Regions from separate parts of the Homo sapiens genome. Here region 2 is linked to region 1. A link is an interaction called in ENCODE POLR2A ChIA-PET data of the cell type or tissue named here. Cell type or tissue: OCI-LY7. All regions are shown on one strand. Links, peaks and the distances in the headings refer to the core of each region. The heading gives the core; the rest is flanking DNA.

Region 1 (5,372 bases), core at 309-5,308:
CAATGTCACCTTCTAAATGAGACTTTTCTGTTGTTTTGTCTTCTCTTTTCATTTTTTTTTTTTTTGAGACAGGGTTTTTCTCTGTCACCAAAACTGGAGTACAGTGGCATGCTCATGGCTCACTGCAGCCTCGACCTCCTGGGCTCAAGTGATCCTCCCACCTCAGCCTCCCAAGTAGTTGGGACTACAGGTGTGCACCACCACGCCTGGCTAACTTTTGTATTTTTTGTAAAGACAAGATTCAACCGTGTTGCCCAGGCTGGTCTCGAATTCCTGGGCTCAAGCAACTGGCCCACCTTGGCCTCCCAAGGTGCTAGGATTACAGATGTGACCCACCGAGCCCAGCCAAGACTTTTCTTGATCACTCTATTTAACATTGCTAATTCCCAGCCTCCTCTCTCCCCATCTCCCTTCCACAGTCTTGTCCTCATCTGACCAGGTTATATGTTTAATTATCTTGTTTATGGCCTGCCTCCCTACTACTCTAGACTGGCCGCTCCCCAAGGGGAAGGAATCTATCTTGTTCACTGCTGTGTCCTCAGTATTTACAATAGGGCCTGGCACAAGGTAGTCATTCGAGAAATATTTGTTGCATGAAAGCAGGACCAAGCTTGAGAGGCTGGTCCCCAGTTCACACATGGCAAGGCTAGAGTGACAGTGCTGAGATGCCAGCCCAGGGATGCCTGAGTCCCAGCTGCTCTCCTTGCCACTCCTGAAAATGGTTTAAGAGGGCATGGCTACAGTAAAGTAAGTGTTAGTGGTATGGACAGAGGGCTAAATACAGACCAGTTTGGAAGAAGTACAAATAGAGTGCAGCTGTAAAACAAAAGAGGATTCAGGAAATAACAACAGGAACGGATCCAGCAGTGCAGGAATGCAGGAGGGGCAACGTGTTCTAAGTCCACTCATGCCGCTTTCCCACTCCCGGCCGTGTCTGCCCCATGCCCTGGACCTCCCTCCATGGACACGGTGGTGCTCTCTGACTCCTGGCAAACCAGGGCAGAGACAGGCTGTGAAGGAGAGGCAGAGGCCAGGGAGGAGGGGAGGGACGAGGTGACACTTGGGCTGCAGAGACTAATGGCCACTGGGAACCAAGTAATCAAGCAGCTTCATTTCCACTTGTGATTAAAAGCAGGTGATTAAAGGAGGTCATCCCTGTTCTACCTCCAAGCACTGCCATTGGGCAAGTGGGGGAGGGATGAAGACAAAAAGGACAGATAATTCAGAGTGTCAGCTTATTCGATGCCAAACCAAACATACTAGGAACAAAACAAAAAATAAAACCTGCCACCCTTAGGCCCTGACAAGCTTTGAGTGGCCCCTAAAAGCTCAGAGAGGCTTCCCAGGAGAGGGGGGCACACGTACCCTTCCTCCGTCTCATTGATGATGTCACAGATCTCCATATTCAACGTCCAATCCTCACTTTGCAGGGAGCCATCTGTTGCCTTTTCTGTGAAATCAGAGAGAAAATGGGTTTACATTTCTCCTGGAATAAGTGGGCCTTGGCAGGAAATGGGAAGAGACCAGAACCACCACATTCTTCTCCCAAGCAGATGGGCTGAGCCAACAGAGCCATTCTAGGAGTGCTATTATCACAAGAGAACACCCGGGAAAGGTCCTGGCCTGAGGGCTGATGTTATAACGAGGTTCTTCATTCACCAAACTCTAGACTGAAAAGCTTATGACAGGCCTAAGCCATCAAAAATCACCCCAAACATGAGGATATTAGGTTTATGAACCCGTAGAGTCTGGAGCCAAACTACCTAGGTTCAAATACAGGCTCCACTACTTACTAGTTGTGTGGTCTTGGGTAAATTACTTAACTTCTAGGTGCCAAAGCTAGTGAAAACAACAGCACTTACCTGATATATTTGTTATGAAAATTAAATGGGTTGATATACATGAAACACTTAGAACAGAGCCTAGCACACAGTCAGTACTATACAGGTATTTGCTATTGGGATTATTAAAAATCAATTGCAGTAGTTAAAAACTACATTTCAGATAAGGGGGAGAAAGAAAGGACCATTGGTTATCAAGCCACTGTAGGTGTGGTGTTGGGTGTTTCACGTACATTATTTTATCTCATCCACAAAATGACTTTCTGACCACTCAATGAGGAAAGGACAGTATTTTCAACAAATGGTGCTGTGAAAATTGGATTGCCACATGCAAAAGAATGAACTTGGACCCTTTATCTTACACCATATACAAAAATTTACTCCAAATGGATCAAAGACATAAATGTAAGAGCTCAAACTAAAAAACTCTTAGAAGAAAACATAGTGAAAAAACTTCATGACACTAGATTTGGCAATCATCTCATGGATATGACACCAAAAGCACAGGCAACAAAAGAAAAATTTTGAACTACATCAAAATAAAAACTTCCAGGCATCAAAGGACACAACACAGTGAACCTGCAGAGGAAGAAAATATTTGCAAAATTATATATATGATAAGGGGTTAATATCCAGACTACGTAAAGAACTCCTATAGCTTAATAACAAAAAAACCCAAACTATCCAATTAAAAAATGGGAAAGGACTTCAATAGACATTTCTCCAAAGAAGATATATAAATGACTAACAAGTATGTGAAAAGAGGTTCAACATCACTAAGCATTAGGGAAGTGCAAGTCAAAAACACAATGAAATATCACCTCACACCCATTAGGATGGCTACTATCAAAAAAATAGAAAATAACAAGTGTTGGCAAGGATATAGACAAATTGGAACCCCTTTACACTTTTGATGGAAATGTAAAATGATATAGCTGCTATGGAAAACAGGACGGTAGTTAAAACACAGAATTACCCAGCCAGGCGCGGTGGCTCACGTCTGTAATCCCAGCACTTTGGGAGGCCAAGGAGGATGGATCACCAGGTCAGGAGATCGAGACCATCTGGCTAACATGGTGAAACCCCGTCTCTACTAAAAATACAAAAAATTAGCCAGGTGTGGTGGTGGGCACCTGTCGTTCCAGCTACTCAGGAGGCTGAGGCAGGAGAATGGCGTAAACCCAGGAGGCGGAGCTTGCAGTGAGCCAAGTTCATGTCACTGCATTCCAACCCGGGCGACAGAGCCAGACTCCGTCTCAAAAACAAAAACAAACAAACAAACAAAAAACATAGCATTACCCTATGATCTAGCAATTTTACTTCTGAGTATATACCCAAAAGAACTGAAAGCAGGGCCTTGAGGAGATATTTGCAGAGTCATGTTCATAGCAGCAATAGTCACAAGAGCCAAAAGGTGTAAACAGCCTGTGTCCATCAATTAAAGAATGGATAAGCCAAATGGATATACATATAATGGATTATTATTCAGCCTTAAAAAGGAAGGAAATCCTATTGCATGCACAATATGGCTGAACCTTGAGGGCCTTGTGCTAAGTGAAATAAGCCTTTCACCAAGACAAATACTAGATGATTCTACTTACAATCAGGTACCTAGAATAGTCAAATTTAAAGACAGAAAGTAGAATGGTGGTTGCCAGAGGCTGCTGGGGGGTGTGGGGGTGGGGGAATGGGGAGTTATTGTTTAATGAACACAGAATTTCAGTTTGGGGAAAATGAAAGAGTTCTGGAGATGGTTGTTGATGGTTGCACACAATGTGAACATACTTAATGCCACTGAACTGTATACTTTAAAATGGTTAAAATGGGCCAGGCAAAATGGCTCACACCTGTAATCTCAGAACTTTGGGAGGCTGAGGCAGGAGGGTTACTTGAATCCAGGATTTGACAACAGCTTGGGCAACATAGCAAGACATTGTTTCTACAAAAAATTTAAAAATTAGCTGGGCATAGTGGCTTGTGCCTGTGGTCCTAACTACTAATGAGGCTGAGGCAGGAAGATTGCTTAAGTCCAGGAGTTTGAGGCTGCAGTGAGATATGATTGAGCCACTGCATTCCAGCCTAGGCAACAGAGTAAGACCCTGTCTCTTAAAAAACTTTTTGTTGAATGGTTAAAATGATAAATTTAATGTTATGTGTATTTTAAAAACCACCACCAAAAAAGACAGAAAAATTATACATAGGTCAATGGACTGCTGGGTCAGGGAGTAGCAGGGTGGGGATCAGAGATCATTTGGGTCTGTAGCCTCCTTTGACGGGAAACCCGGGGCCCGCAGAAGAAAAGGGAAAGGTCCAGGAGCTCAGGATCGTCAGTGGCAGAGCCAGGACTACAGCCAGGGTCACTTGACTCCCTTCCCCCTCTGGGATGTGAGCTCTGTGAGGGCAGGGACTAGGTCTGTCTTGCCTTCCACTGGGTCCCCAGTGCCCAGCACTTGGCAGTAGTGCAATGCATTTACATCAGATGAATGACTGCATTAGCAACCCTTCCTCTAAGTTATGGATCTCAGCCCTGGCTGTACACGAGAACCACCTGGGGAGCTTCTAGAGAGCACCAATACCTGAGCCTCATGCCCCAGAGGTTCTACTTTGAATGGTATGGGGTGGGATTCAGTGATTATTACTATTATTATTATTATTATTTTTATGTGAGACAGAGTCTCACTCCATTGTGCAGGCTGGAGCGCAATGGTGTGATCTCGGCTCACTGCAACCTTTACCTCCTGGGTTCAAGCAATTCTCCTGTCTCAGCCTCCCGAGTAGCTGGGATTACAGGCACGTGCCACCATGCCTGGCTAATTTTTGTATTTGTAGTAGAGATGGGTTTCGGCACGTTGGCCAGACTGGTCTCGAACTCCTGACCTCAGGTGCTCCACCCACCTCAGCCTCCCAAAGTGCTGGGATTACAGGCGTGAGCCACTGTGCCCAGCCCCAACACTCTTGATGGTTGGGGAGGTAGATCATTTGGCTGTTTTCTTCTCCATTCTCACCAAAAGGATGTTGCTGAATGCAAAATGCTAAAACCAGTCCTCTTTTGCCTTCTGGTGTTGGCTGCTTCTGAAGTCACTATATTTAACATCAAAGTGTAGAAAGCGGCAGCCAAAAAGCCAAGCCGCTGGATTGCGAGGCTCCTCCAAACAGGGCTGCCTTAGGTTTCAGAGAACATAGGAGGGTGGGTGGGCAGAAAAACCATGCTCAGAGCCAGCACTATCACTGCTGTCAGCGTCAAGGCTTCAGGGCATCCTGGCCTGGGTCCTACCCCAGGCGAGAGAAAATGCCATGGCAACGGCATCAGGATGCTATGCTGCTCTTGCACTGAAGATTTAATGGGAGCCGTATCTGATTACCCGAGCTCAGGCCTGCCCTGCCCTGTCCAGTCCAGCCCAGCCTGGCCTACCCTACCCAGCCTCTTCCCCAGCCCAGTCCTTGGCCATTAGCATATCACCAGAGAGGTCAGCACTTTACAATTATCCGTCCAGAGGGCTGGCTGGTGGGAAGGACTTGCCCCACTGTTCC
Region 2 (5,372 bases), core at 311-5,310, 150 kb before region 1:
TGGAGTGCGACAGCGGGGAGGTCAGGAGAGGAGAGGAAATAGCCATAGCTGTACCCCCACAACATTCACACCATGCCTCCCCCTGAAGGCTTTGCCTGACGTTTGGACTGTTTAGAGGGCTCCTCTGAGCTCCCACAGCCTGAGCCTTCCTGTCACGGTGCTGCCACCCTGGTTTAGCAGGCCTGTTTACACACTGTCACCCCAAGAGCCTGGCAGCACCCCAGTGCTGGACTGTGAGCCCTCCACACAGGGCCCAGCGCATGGTGTGTAATACAGCTCTATGGAATGCTGAGTGGCTGATTAAGTGGGCTCTAGCTTCTGGCAGCTTTGCTCCCTGGGTGGATGGGGCGGGAGTGATGCAGAAAGGAGAGGTGTAGGCCTAGAGTTAGGAGGGCAGGGAGAGCACTGGGCACTGGAACCACTTGGCAGGGTGAGTTGGCATTCCCTGTTTGCCACGACCTTGGGGTCACCCTCACCAACTTGCCCCAGCTGGGCCTGACTGAAGGGCAGGGGGCCTGGACATTGGAGCCCAGGGAGGGCAGAGGGTGGTAGACTCAGGAGAGAGCTCTTTGTTTGGGGGCATTTCTCCAGCAGAGACCCTTAGTCCCTCCAAGGAGCATGTCCTCCTCCATCAGTCAGTGTCCTAGCCAGCAGGGGTGCGTCCCCCCAGATCCTTCCCTGCTTATCCTATCCTGGGCCCAGCCATGCTTTCTCCCATGGGGTCATGTCATCCTGACCCTCAGATTTGGCTGGGTCGCCCCAGGGCTCTCTGACAAAGCCCAGCTCCTCCCCTGGCACCCAGCATCCCTCAGACCCGGCCTACACCCTGTCAAGCCCGCCTTCTCTTCACCCCAAGGCCTGCCGTGCCTCACAGCTTGGGCAGGGCTGTACCCTCTGCACACATCACCCTTCCCTATCCCCAACCCTCTCCCTTTAGTGATAAATCCAGCTGGCCGCTCTTTGCAGCTCACCAGGGACCAGTGTCCCCAGTGCGGCCCTCGGTGCACCCAGTCCTTACGTGAGCCCTAGCCACCATGGAAAGCCAGGAGGGCCTGGCCAGCCTCCATGTGGGGTCTGGTTGGTTATTGCAGGGCCTGTTGGGACTGCCTGTGTCCCTGTTCCCCTGGGACAGGAGTTCTGGAGCCTGCGAAACTTAAGCATCCATCATGGGACCTGGCACGGGGGTGCCTGGCCACAGCAGGAGTGAATGAATTTTTTTTTTTTTTTTGGAGACAGAGTTTTGCTCTTGTTGCCCAGGCTGGAGTGCAATGGTGTGATCTCGGCTCACCGCAACCTCTGCCTCCCAGGTTCAAGTGATTCTCCTGCCTCAGCCTCCCAGGTTGCTGGGATTACAGGTGCCTGCCACCATGCCTGGCTAATTTTGTATTTTTATTAGAGACAGGGTTTCTCCATGTTGGTCAGGCTGGTCTGGACCTCCTGACCTCAGGTGATCCACCTGCCTCTGCCTCCCAAAGTGCTGGGATTACAGGTGTGAGCACTGCACCTGGCATGAATGAATTTTTTTATTTTTGGAAACTCCTTTGAAATAGTGTGTTTGCTTTCCACTGTCTTGTTCTTCACCTTTACCTCCCTTACGTATAAAGGTAGATGCAGTCAAGTAAAGTGTGCTAGCTTCAAATCAGAAAATCTCCATAGAGTCTTCCGCAAATCCTTGAGCGCCTACTACGTGCTAATCTGTCCCAGGTGCTCAGGACACAGTGTGAACAAAATAGACCAAAAATCCTCTTAGTGAAGCAGACGCTTGAGTCGGGGGCACTGGAGAAAGCAAATCAGTTCGTCGGTAACGAGGCAGGGAAGTGGACGGGGAGGAAGAGGGGCTTCTGTGAAGGTGTGCTTGGCCAGGCCTCAGGCTTCCCACCTGTTCACTGGGGTGATGTGCTTGCCCGGTGGGAACGGTATTCTGTTCATGACTGTTGCCATTGTTATTAACCGCATGCCCATTGCCTTTCAGAGTTTGTGGGCCCTCTCGGGCAGCCCCCAGAGGGTGCTGAATGCCGGGCCCTGTGTACACTTCACCCTATCTCCGCGGGGTCAGGCTGGCCACCTCCATTTACAGAGGAGCAGATGGAGGCCCAGGGAGGGATAGGGTGGTGTCACATGCTTGGAGCGGGGTCCAGGGAGAGCTCTTGGCTCCCTGAGGCAGGGAGACCCTGAGCCCAGACACACCCCAGTTTATAAGTGGGGACAGCTGTGGAGGTGTTGGGTGCTCAGCCCTGGGCCTGGCTTCTCTGGCCTGAAGACGGCAGCTCATCTGGCTGCAGAGTCAGGAAAGATTTCCTGAGCCTGGACTGAGAGGCCAAGGTGGGTTTGCGGAGGCAGGAGAGAGCTCCAGATCAGGAGGCAGTGTGGGCCAAGCCGGGGGGCGGCAGGATGTGAGCACAGAGAGGGCAGCAACCCTTCTACAGACCAGTTCAATTCCAGTAACCCCAGCCTGCCGTAGGGGTGGGGGACAGCCTGGCTGCAGCGGGGCCCACCTGCCAGTGTGTGCCTTGCCTGCGCTCCACCTTCCCCCTCGGGCACTGCGGCTTTCTTGGGACAGCAGGACCCCAGTTAAACAGCCCTGTTTCCTGCCCAGCCGTGGCTGCCGCCTCTTCTCGGAGGATTTTTTTTTCCCACAACTCAACAACCACTACCACTTGCAGCTAAGCAGAAGGGAAGTTAGGACTCGCATTTTGCCTCTGTAGCGCCTGTAATCAGCCCCACACAGCCCCCGCCGCAGGCGCCCATCAGTGCCACTTCCGGAGACTACTTGAGATACACCTGCTCACGCTAAAAGGAGAAGCAGTAATCCATCAAAACAACCCCAGGCGCCGGGGCGGGAGAGGCTGAGACTCAGTTTCCCCTCCCATGGAACAGGGCAGTGTTGGGCATCTGAAGTCCCCACGGGTCCTGGCATTCTGGAAGAACACGACTCAGTAGCTTTCCCCTTCTGGGCCTCGGTTTCCCTGTCTGCCAAAGGTGCAGGGAGATGAGCTCCCAGCTCATGCCTCTGGGCCTCCTACCTCGCCCCCACCCTCATCTCTCCCTTTCCAGAGACATTATAAATCAAACGGCTTAGAACGTAAGGCATCAGAAATTCTGAAACCTTCATCTATTATTAACGCTGACAGTAAATTCCCCCTCCGAGCGTTTTACATAGCAACTGTTACCAAGACTCGGTGGTGGAGCTGCTGCTCCAGCGGCCGCATCCCAGCAGCTCCGGGCAGGATGGCAGGGCCGCCACAAGCCCTACCAACCCGGCCACCACCTGGGCACTCAGCAAACCCTCTCCAGGGGATGGGCGGGGAGGGAGCCTTTGGCAGAGGAAATGGGTGGCTTACAGCTGAAAGGAGGTCCCAGCTGCTTTTGGTGAGCCCTGAAGACCCCAGCTCCTGCCTAGGTGAAGACAAGGGGCCCTGAAGCTCCCAGGCCTTCAGAGGCAGCACCTATGGACAGGGACGGGCTCCGGGAGCCTCCCTTCCTTGCTGCCCTGGTTAGAGGAAGCTTGTGAGATGGAGGACAGGAAAAGGCTTCGTAAACTGGAAAGGGCTGTGCAGATGTTGTTTACCGACTCACCCACCTGTCAGCTAGACGTTCCTGAGTGCCTGTTTCTCTGCAGGCAGTATCTGGGCACCAGAGATTTAAAACAAAGACAAAAGGCCCAATCCCTGTCGCATCTGGCTTGGTAGGAGACAGACGCGCCAACCCCTAATTGCAGTTGTGCAATGATCAACGTATGTACGAGGAGCATACTCAGGGCGGTGAGGATATCGCAGAGGGCCCTTCACGGGGGCTGATGCTGGGCAGGGTTTTGAAGGATGAACAGGGGAGGGTCTGTGTGTTCTGGACAGAGGGACTGGTGTATGCAAAGGCCCAGGGGTATGAAGCTGCCCAGCTGACAGGTGGATTACAGGCTGACCTGTTTTGGTGGGGAGGGGGGCTGGTAGAGGGAGCAGGGGTCAGAGGGTGCAGGACCTTGAATGCAAGCAAGAGAGTTTTTACTTAGAGGTTCTGGTCGCCATGGAAGGTTTTCAGCTGAGGAGGAACAAAGATTTGGGTTTGGGGAGTATCACCCTAATTGCGCAGATAAGGATACCAAGGCCTGCGCAGGTGAGAACACCTGCCCAGGCAGGAAGCAGGGGAGGCTGGCTGCTCTCTGCAAGCTGTTAAGATGCACCTGCTGTATGTCCATCCCCACATGGGGAAGGGTGGTGTGACCTCAGACCCTGGGACAGCATGCCTAGAGAAGAAGAAGCGGGCAGGGAGCTTGTGGGCTCTTGCCAGGTCAGAGTGGCCAACTACGAGGAGTTGTCTCACTCTTTGCATCTCCAGAAATCAGGACACAAGTTGAGACACAGACTTCAGCCCAGCTATGGATGCGTCCGTTGGCAGTCTCTCCACCTAGTGACAAATAATATATATGTTCATTGCAGAACATTCAGCAAATAGAAGTCTCAAGAAAATAATGTTTCCCTGCAGTCTCACCCCACCACCCCCACCCTCTGATGGCCAGGTCACATTTTGGGCCCAGTTGCTCCAGAACCAGGTACAGATACACATTTTTTAAAACAGAAGTTGCATCATGTTCTTTCTGCATACCCTCAGTGACCTGCTTTTCGCCCTTCATACGCTGGAATAGTTCCCCATGTCTGCACATATTTCGGGGTGAGGTTTGCCAAGAGCCACGCTAGCCAGAGGGGACCCAGCTGACCTAGAATGTTCGGTGCTTGTCTTCAAGGGCAGAGGCCGTGCCTGGCCTGCCCACTGCTGCACTCAGCACCAAGCATGGAGACAGGCCCCCAGTGGATGCTGAATGCAGAGCTGTGAAAAGAAGTGGAAGCTGTGTCCGTGAAGCTGAGTACAAGTTGGACAGAGCCCACTAGGATGCTGTAATCTTGATCTGGGGCTAAATTGAGTCTTGGGGTAAGATTTGTGCTTATTAAGGGCTCTGGATGCTTGGGGTAATAGATGGAAGTTTTTCAGGGAGGGCTTCCTGGAGGAGATGGGCTGTAGAATAAAGCAGAAGGGAAATAAATGCATAACTGTCCATTCACTCATCTAACAGACATCCCCAGAGGGCTCCCTCCTGGTCAGAGCCCTGTGCTGGACAGGACTAGGCACCCAGACAGAGTACTGCCCCCACCTGCTGCCAGCCCTGGGGGAAAGACAGACAAGTGCCCAGGTCACTGTGGCTGTGTGCTCGAGCAGTGCTGTAATGGTGGAAGGGTAGACAGTGAGGGGCCAACTTTACTGATAGCCCCCACTTTACTGATATCCCCCACCTCCTAGCCAAAGAAGTTGGGGATTGATTTATGGGAGGGAGCAGTTTGGCATCAAGGTGTGCCTGTAGATGATGGACTTAGAGGGCTCAG

What was found. ChIA-PET counts read pairs that join two places held together with the same protein. Peaks named below come from ENCODE experiments on the same cell type or tissue, not always from the same donor. Only the 100,000 strongest peaks of a DNase experiment are listed, where the experiment ranks them.
Region 2: POLR2A ChIA-PET joins it to region 1 with 6 read pairs; 4 of 35 experiments call an interaction of 5 or more read pairs at or near these places.

The regions. Positions count from the first base shown.
Region 1 is chr17:17,906,082-17,911,453 of GRCh38, forward strand. It overlaps TOM1L2 (target of myb1 like 2 membrane trafficking protein), which reads right to left. Exons shown (of 15, transcript NM_001082968.2): 2 at 1,366-1,450. Among named protein-coding and RNA genes, the nearest start is that of TOM1L2, 64 kb to the right of the region's middle. In OCI-LY7, for the core only: no CTCF peak of the experiment used is centred there; no DNase peak of the experiment used is centred there.
Region 2 is chr17:17,754,986-17,760,357 of GRCh38, forward strand. All of the region lies in intron 2 of RAI1 (retinoic acid induced 1), which reads left to right. It overlaps RAI1-AS1 (RAI1 antisense RNA 1), which reads right to left. Exons shown (of 2, transcript NR_130894.1): 2 at 4,169-4,401. Among named protein-coding and RNA genes, the nearest start is that of RAI1-AS1, 8.6 kb to the right of the region's middle. RefSeq lists an enhancer at 2,551-2,650. In OCI-LY7, for the core only: CTCF peaks have their summits at 4,407 and 4,609; DNase peaks (open chromatin) are centred at 2,716, 3,296, 3,646 and 4,156; H3K4me3 peaks cover 3,383 bases; H3K27ac peaks cover 5,000 bases.